Regions from separate parts of the Homo sapiens genome. Here region 1 is linked to region 2. The links are chromatin contacts, found by Hi-C in ENCODE. All regions are on one chromosome and are shown on one strand. Each heading gives the region's core, a stretch centred on a gene start or an enhancer-like site at or near the end of the contact. The rest is flanking DNA. Distances are from core to core; before and after follow the strand shown.

Evidence for each region. Hi-C counts contacts between places; a loop is a spot of excess contacts on that map. Pooled maps may share reads with other maps.
Region 1: a loop to region 2 is called in a pooled map, with 2.7 times the contacts of the local background. The contact joins two enhancer-like sites. A Hi-C loop is called at or near these places in 4 of 168 maps with a recorded cell type or tissue (GM23248, heart left ventricle, heart right ventricle and 1 more) and 8 of 50 pooled maps.

The regions. Positions count from the first base shown.
Region 1 is chr17:2,257,378-2,261,926 of GRCh38, forward strand. All of the region lies in intron 8 of SMG6 (SMG6 nonsense mediated mRNA decay factor), which reads right to left. Among named protein-coding and RNA genes, the nearest start is that of SMG6, 44 kb to the right of the region's middle. RefSeq lists enhancers at 1,859-2,058, 2,339-2,468. Within about 2 kb of position 2,959, at least 8 of the 41 ENCODE cell types and tissues checked have a DNase peak (open chromatin) inside an H3K27ac peak, as active enhancers do.
Region 2 is chr17:1,902,815-1,907,245 of GRCh38, forward strand. No RefSeq gene overlaps it. Among named protein-coding and RNA genes, the nearest start is that of RPA1, 75 kb to the left of the region's middle. RefSeq lists enhancers at 1,355-1,404, 1,485-1,534, 4,346-4,431. Within about 2 kb of position 1,542, at least 2 of the 41 ENCODE cell types and tissues checked have a DNase peak (open chromatin) inside an H3K27ac peak, as active enhancers do.

The sequences.
Region 1 (4,549 bases), core at 1,709-4,208, 360 kb after region 2:
AAAAGAATCCTGTGCCTCAGCCTCCTGAGTAGCTGGGATTATAGACACGAGCCACCACGCCTGGCCCCCAAAGGTATTTAAAGGAAAAGGTATTTCTGTCAGGATTTAAGGATTCTGATCCTGAGTAGTAGCAATTCCATCTGCTACATTCCAGCCTAAGTGAGTGGGCAAAAAGAGACTACACTTAACATCAGAATGAAAGCCAAAGTCCTTACAATGGCCTACAAAAGACCTATATAATCTTACTCCACTACCTCCTTCTGCTCCTTAAATGTGATGAGTATGCTCCCAACTCGGGCCTTTGTATTTATCTTCCAGCCCAGTGGTTCCCAAACTTTACAGTACATTGAAATTTTCCTGGCTGGGCCTGGTGGCTCATGCTTGTAATCCCAGCACTTTGGGGGGCTGGGCGGATCACGAGATCAAGAGCTCGAGACCAGCCTGACCAAATGGCGAAACCCCATCTCTACAAAAAAATACAAAAATTAGCTGATGGTGGCACATGCCTGTAGTCCCAGCTACTCAGGAGGCTGAGGCAGGAGAATCACTTGAACCCAGAAGGCGGAGGGTGCAGTGAGCTGAGATCATGCCACTGGACTCCAGCCTGGGCGACAAAGCGAGACTCTGTCGCAAAAAAAAAAAAAAAAAAAAAAAAAAATATACACACACACACACACACACACACACACATATATATACATATATAGATGGTCAAAACTTCTATAGCATCTTCTATGTGTAGCACACTACTCTAAGCACTTTGCGTCTGTTAACATTACAACAATTCTGTGAGGATAAGTACTACTATTATTTCCTTACAGAAAACAGCAAAGAGGTTAATTGACTTGCCTAGAGCCTGAGCTCTTTATTTCTCGCCTTTTAAAAAAGGCGACCTTGGCTGGGTGCAGTGACTCACGCCTGTAATCCCAGCACTTTGGGAGGCTGACGCAGGCAGATCAACGGAGGTCAGGAGTTCGAGACCAACCTGGCCAACACGGTGAAGGACCATCTCTACTAAAATCACAAAAAAATTAGCTGGGTGTTATGGCACATGCCTGTAATCCCAGCTACTGGGGAGACTGAGGCAGGAGAATCATTTGAACTGGGAAATGGAGGTTGCAGTGAGCCAAGACTGCACCACTGCACTCCAGGCTAGGCGACAGAGTAAGACTCTGTCTCAAAAAAAAAAAAAAAAAGGCAACCTCATTTGAACCTAGGAATTCAAGACCAGCCTGGGCAACATAGAGAGACCTTGTTTCTACGAAAAAATAATTAGCTGGGCGTGGTGGTGCAGCCTGTAGTCCCAGCTACTCTATGGGCTGAGTTGGGAGGATTGCTTGAGCCCAGGAGGTGAAGGGTGAAGTGAGCTGTGATCACGCCACTGCACTCCCAGCCTCAGTGACAGAGCAAGACGCCAGCTCAAAAAAAAAAAAAAGGAACTGGCGCGATGGCTCACACCTGCAATTCCAGCATGTTGGGGGGCCGAGGTCAGGAGTTCAAGACCAGCCTGGCCAACATGGTGAAACCCCATTTCTACTAAAAATACAAAAATGAGCACGGTGTGGTGGCATGTACCTGTAATCCCAGCTAGTTGGGAGGCTGAGGTAGGAGAATTGCTTCAACCCAGGAAGCGGAAGTTGCAGTGAGCAGAGATCACACCACTGCACTCCAGCCTGGGCGACAAAGCGAGACTCTATCTCAAAAACACACAAACAAAAGGCAACTTTTTCAGCAGAACCGAGACAGACACGGAGAATGTTTCTATAAAGACCAAAAGCAAAAGCCCCAAACAAAACCCACCAATGGTTTCAGCTTTCTTTCACCGAGAGACCACCAGGCCAAACCAACAGAGAAGTCTTGGAGATTAAGGTAAGTAAATACTTCCAGTCCAGACAATACCATGCAAGTTGGCAGAAGCATGTAACAACATGCACCCTCAAATAGTATCAGTAAGAAGAGATAAAAGATAAAATTGTAAAACTGAACAAGTTTATTCATGGTGATAAAGCAACAGGAGCCTGATGAATAAGGAAAGAGTCCTTCAAGGACGGGCACAGTAGCTCATGCCTGTAAGAGGATCACTTGGGCCCAGGAGTTTGACCAGCCTGGGCAACACAGTGAGACCTCATCTCTACAAAAAATAAACAAAATTAGCCAGCTATGGTGGCACACGCCTGTAGTCCCAGTTGGGAGGCTGAGGTGGGAGGATCACCTGAGCCCAGGAGGTTGAGGCTGCAGTGAGCCGAGATCGTGCCACTGCACTCCAGCCTGGGTGACAAAACGAGACCCTGTCTCCAAAAAAAAAAAAAAAAAAAAAGTTCAAGGAATATGTGTGCATTCGCACACTAATAAAGGGACTGTGCACAGTCCAGAAAAATATTTGAAAATATAACCTCTCTACCTACCTAACGCCATACAGGAAAACCCCTGAATCTCTCAGGAAAGGGAGGAGCACGAACTAATCTAAGAACCCAAAGGAGAACGAAGCTTCAGTTTAAGATAGATGTGGTCACAAAGACGGTTTCACAAACCACTCTGCTGTGGTTATTTGCCATAAAGCAAATAACCAGCACACAGGGAGCTTTGGCTACCTTGTGCGAGCTTCAGATTTAAGCAAGGCACCAAATAAGGGAAGGATTCTGGCGCATCAACTCCCAGGAAAAGTGTTTCAAGTTAAAAATGGTCATTCAGGTTTGGATGTGAACTTCTGTATCTGCTCTTTATCAACAGAGGCAACTCTACCTCCCTGGCAGCTAGCAGCAGAAAAAGAAGAAAACTGTTAGAATACAAATGGATTACACAAAGACAACAACATGGCCTGCTACAGCCTGGCATTCGCCTTGACACTAAAAACAAGGCTAGAAACACGCATTGCAGATCTTCTGGGATTCCACATCTGAGCTGAACCAAGCATGTCCAGGAGAAGGCAGGCCATGATGTCACTTTCCCCCCCCACAGCCAGATGCTTCAAGATGAAGGCTGTAAACCACAGCACTGTTGGTGAGAGACTCAGTTTCACTGTGACTGGAGGCAAGGCCTGCTTCCAGCTAGTTTTTTTGGTCAATCAAATCTTTTCTGTGCTGGTTCCCAGACCCAAACTCTGTAGTTCAAAAGTCAAAGCAAACACCTCAAATCTTTTATCTTTGATCCAATTCTTTATCTTCCAAATTCTCTCTTCGTCCTCTGTCTCTGAACAATGAAAATCAATCTTAACAAGGATCCACAAAGCAAGGAAAACATGGGCATTAACTTCTTCCTAATTTATTTAAAATGCTCTGTCACTGCTATCATTAAACGTATAGAAAAAAATTTGAGTTTAGAGTTAAAAGGGAAGAGGCCGGGCGCAGTGGCTCATGCCTGTAATCCCAGCACTTTGGGAGGCCGAGGTGGGTGGATCACCTGAGGTCAGGAGTTTGAGACCAGCCTGGCCAAAAATGGCAAAACCCTGTCTCTACTGAAAATACAAAAATTAGCTGGGTGTGATGGCGGGTGCCTGTAATCCCAGCTACTTGAGAGGCTGAGGCAGAAGAATCACTTGAACCCGGGAGGCGGAGGTTGCAGTGAGACGAGATCATGCCATTCCACTCCAGCCTGGGCAACAGGGCAAGACTCTATCTCAAAAATATATTTAAGAAAAAAGAAAAAAAAGTCGGGCGCGGTGGCTCACGCCTGTAATCCCAGCACTTTGGGAGGCCCAGGAGGGCAGATCACGAGGTCAGGAGATCGAGACCATCCTGGCTAACACAGTGAAACCCTTTCTCTACTAAAAATACAAAAAAAAAAAAAATTAGCCAGGTGTGGTGGCGAGCACCTGTAGTCCCAGCTACTCAGGAGGCTGAGGCAGGAGAATCACTTGAACCCGGGAGGCGGAGCTTGCAGTGAGCCAAGATCGCACCACTGCATTCTAGCCTGGGTGACAGAGCGAGACTCCGTCTCAAAAAAAAAAAAAGGGAAGAGAAGAATGACAGCGATACAAGTAAATAAACTGCTGGTTATACAAGTATGCTTACATTGTCACAATTTATCACCTGTATGGCTCTGTTATGTGCACTTTTCTGTGTATATATATTTTTGGAAGATTTCTTTTAACTCTGCAATAATTTTTTAAATTGCCACAACTTTTTCTACTAGTCCACAAAAAGCCTTTGTTTCACAGCCAATAAATACCCTTTGCCCCATATGTCCTAATCCCCACCATTATTCTAACTCTGAGGTGGTAGACATGCAGATGACTGGTGCTATAATAAACAACTTTCTGCTACCCCTCGGTGGACAAAGCTGTGCAGATGTGTTGATGGTGTATGCTATATCCCCAGTGTACGGATGTAAAGACAAGGAAAGAGATTAAAAAATCTGTTCATGCAAACAAAAAGAAATTTAGGAATGCAACCCATAAGATCTCACTCCTGGTCTGCAGTGACCACAAGTGACAGCTTCCTAGGAGCACGAAGGGCACTATTAGTGCCTTATTCAACCTTTTGACATATGTCACTTGCAAGTATTTCAAAAGCCATAGAGTTTTATAGATCTGTCCAGAAGTCTAAAGGAA
Region 2 (4,431 bases), core at 292-2,791:
CTCAGCCTCCCAAATAGCTGGGACTACAGGCGCCCGCCACCATGCCCAGCTTATTTTTTGTATTTTTAGTAGAGACGGGGTTTCACCGTGTTAGCCAGGATGGTCTCAATCTCCTGATCTCGTGATCTGCCCGCCTCTGCCTCCCAAAGTGCTGGGATTACAGGCGTGAGCCACCACGCCCAGCCTTAGTATGTGACTTTTTTTTTTTTTTTTTTTTTTTTTGAGATGGAGTTTCGCTCTTGTTGCCCAGGCTGGAGTGCAATGGCGTGATCTTGGCTCACTGCAAACTCTGCCTCCCAGGTTCAAGCAATTCTCCTGCCTCAGGCTCCCGAGTAGCTGGGATTTACAGGTATATGCCACCGCGCCCAGCTAATTTTCTATTTTTAGTAGAGACCATGTTGGTCAGGCTGGTCTCAAACTCTCGACCTCAGGTGATCCGCCCACCTTGGTCTCCCAAGGTGCTGGGATTACAGGCGTGAGCCACCGCGCCCAGCCAGTGTGTGACTTAAAGATATCTGTCCCTGAGAGCTATGGACTATTTAGAGCAAGGCTTGGGGGCTAAGTAGTCATATCACAGTGATATTAAAATGCAGTTGAGGGGGAAATTGCTGGAAGACTGGAGTCAATCAGGAAAGACTTCACAAAGAATTGGGTGATTTGAGACTCACTGATTAGAGCCTTCATTTAGGTCGGGGCTGTCCGGTCTGTATGAGGCAGACCGAGAGCAACACTGGTAACAGTGGCATGCGCTGTGTTCGTCACTGACACGAAGCCACGCGGTGCCACGGAGGCTGGGTAGAGGTACTGAACGGAAATGGGTTCCTGGTGCAAATAGGACAGTGTTTGACTATGGGCTGAGTGAAAGTTTCTTTTTTTTTTTTTTAATTTTTTATTTTTTTGAGATGGAGTCTCTCTCTGTTGCCCAGGCTGGAGTGCAATGGCACGATCTCGGCTCACTGCAACCTCCACCTCCCAGGTTCAAGCGATTCTTCTGCCTCAGCCTCCCGAGTAGCTGGGATTATACAGGCGTGTGTCACCACATCTGGATAATTTCTGTATTTCTAGTAGAGACAGGGTTTCACCATGTTGGCCAGGCTAATCTCGAACTCCCGACCTCAGGTGATCCGGCCTCCTCGGCCTCCCAAAGTGCTGGGATTACGGGCGTGAGACACTGTGCCCGGCCAGTAAGAGGTTCTTGTGTTATCCATTGCCATACCCCTAACCTGCATTGGGTTTGTCGTGACAGTGTCTGACTTGCCAGTGAGCTCGTGGGTGTTTGTGAGAGGCTTTGAACCAGCCACCTGGCTGCATTTGCAGCTTCTCAGGCTCTTAGTAGCTGTCGCTTTACACCCTCTCCTTAGCTGTTGATGAGTCTCAAAATGTATACTTTTCAATAAAACAAATCTTTTTTTCAGCCTTGAATAGACCCTGTGAAAAACTGAATCCCACCTGCCTCGTGAGAAATATTTATATAGCCAACTCAGAAGTGATCGTGTAAACTTTTAATAATTGCGAGCCGTTCTTATAAAATTATGCCCGTTCCCTAGTGCATTACCCAGTTGGTAATTGGAAGTTTGTGCTGTCATTAAAAATGACAGCTTCCTCAGATAACATTCTCGGTGCTTGTAAAATGCAAATAACCAAACCTATATTTAACTTATGTGTGTTGCAGCTTCCTTTCAACGGCCAGGTAACCTAGGGGGCTGGTGCCTGTTAAAGAGGAGGGCTTGCCGCGGGGAACTGCAGCTTTGTGCTCTTCAATGCCCAGCCCTGAAATGGAGTTAGAACAGGCAGGACTTTTTAAAAATAAGCCCCAGTTGGACTCTCATCTCCTCTCACCGTTGACACTGCTGTTCATGTTGAAGTTTATTTATATCTTCAGTCAGCCATGGTACAGAGGTCATTTCCATTGGCCTAAAATTTTAGAGGCTTATATGTTTGCCTGGGAAAGCTGATCTCCTCAGCACTTAGGCTTGTAATGCAAAGCCTGTCTCTTGCAGAAGCTTTTCTGCTTCCATAACACGGCGACTCCCACCGTCACCACCACCACCAATTTCCTGCTCCACGATTTATTCAAAATCTGAATAGCTGTATAAGGTGCATCCCTGCAAATGAGCTCTCCTCCTCTAATGGGCTCTTTCCAGGCAGCAAACCTTTCACAAAGGAGCCACTAATTAAGCAAAAAACAGTTTGTCTTGCTTAGCCACGTTTCAGGAGTCCAGCAGTCAGTTTAGAAGACGGCAACATCCTTTACAGCCGTGATGGTAATAATATTCTTTTGTCTCATACCAGGGTCTCTAACTGGCAATTTGGGTGTCTGGGTGTGCGTGTGTCCCTGTTCTGTCTTGCTCTCCATCTTGAAGAGGAAAATTTGTTTCCGTGGACTTTTATTTTTTTGGAAATCCTTGTTAAAGTTACTCTGTAAGGATCAAACCCACACCAAGCCTTCCTGGTTGGAAAGAGGCGCTGCCTGAGTGTCGATTTGCAGTGGGGGCACGCGCAGGCTCTCCGGGAAAACGCCTGTCAGTCAAAGCGGCTCTCTCGTGAGAGCGTCTGACTGCTCGGTTCCCTTCCATCTCCGTCTGCTGGAGAATTGAAGGTGTTAGCAGGTTCACCGGGCAGCAACGCTCAGACCGATGTGCAGGCCACCGCCGCATGCTGCACGTGCCTCCTAATAGAACCTTGAGCTCCCGCAGCCAAGCCTCATTTTGTGTGTGTGTTATTAAAGTGCCGGTGACTAGGAAAAGCAGAGCCCTCTTAATTAGAGAGCGACATCCTTGCATAGTGGTAGTGTTCCGTTTGTGGCATAATTGTCACAGCAAATTACCAGTTAGGTTAAATATTGGGCTGGTAGTTCTCAGCGCTTCCATTCTTGGCTCCACCCCGCCCTCCCCACCCTCTCCTACCCTCACCATCACCTGCTAGCCTGCACTTTTAACTTGATCTTCTGCCAAGTGATAGCTTTTAAGTGAGGCTTAGAGCAGATACACTTTACAGCAGGAGCAATAAATCTAGCTTTGGGCAAGTTACAGGATGCCAGGAACATCTGAATGAGGGGGGCAATTTTTGCTGTGTGTATGGGGGTGTGCTGGGTCGTCTCGTGGGGCTCAGCTATAAAACTGGGTCCTCCGTATATCTGACATGGTGTCTGTCCCGTGAGAAGATACTTGAGGTGACACAAGAAATGTGAAGGAAATAGAAGACCTGGTCCCTTCTCATTATCCGTCCATGGCGGGGGGGGAGCCTCACAAAATGGAAGAGCACTTTCTATAAGCAAAACCAGAGTGACACAGAGGATGCTGAGTACGTGGTGTGTGAAGGGAGTCCAGTGAAGGAGAGCGGACAGTCTGGTGGAGGCAGACAAAAAACCTATGAGTTGTCATCGTGAAGTTGCAAAAAAGGGATTGGCTGGCCGGGCGCAGTAGCTCACGCCTGTAATCCCAGCACTTTGGGAGGCCGAGGTGGGTGGATCACCTGAGGTCGGGAGTACAAGACCAGCCTGACCAACATGGAGAAACCCCGTCTCTGCTAAAAATACAAAATTAGCCGGGGTGGTGGTGCATGCCTGTAATCCCAGCTACTCGGGAGGCTGAGGCAGGAGAATCGCTTGAACCCAGGAGACGGAGGTTGCAGTGAGCCGAGATCGCGCCATTGCACTCCAGCCTGGGCAACAAGAGCGAAACTCCGTCTCAAAAAAAAAAAAAAAAAAAAAGGATCGGCTGGAAGAAAAGTCCATTTCAAACTGAAGGACTGGCACGTTGCTCAGGAGCCAGTAAACCAGGTGCAGGTGATACCAAGAAAATTAGCTTGGTTTGAGTGGTGAGTCTTTGTAGAAAAATAAATGAGATTGCTGCACACTGGGAGGGCGGCCTGGATCTTCATTTCCTTGGAGCTTAAGACTTAAGCCCTGTGGAATGTAAGTCCTAGGAGTGTCCTTTGTCACTAATTGATCTTTCAGCTGCTCATAGAGCTGGCATTCTTGCAGGCCAGGTACACGAGAAGATAGAGCCGGAGCAGCCTGCCTCCGCTTAGCCAACTGCATAGCTGAGGAAATCCTGCCGGGCATGTTATTGGAGGGTTGTGCACTCTATTCCTCACGAGCTTCGTGCTGGGATGCTCATTTTCTCTGGACAAAGATAGACTGGCTCCCTCTCTTGTTGATGGAATGGAAATTCTCTCTTGCATTATGGTTTCTGTGATAACTTTGGTGGCGGTGGTGTGGGGATAATGAAGAGTCTCTTAATGGCTCTAGTTAAACCTGGTAATATCACTCTATCACACTGGAGCCGGCCGTGGGAATCTAACCCACTTTTGTATTCCTAAACGCCTAAAACCTGCCACTGGCATCTTCGCATAATAAGGAACCAGTCATCGCTCGTCTGTGTCCTGGAACATATTTATAAGCCTATGTTAATTTCTGGACTCCGGAAT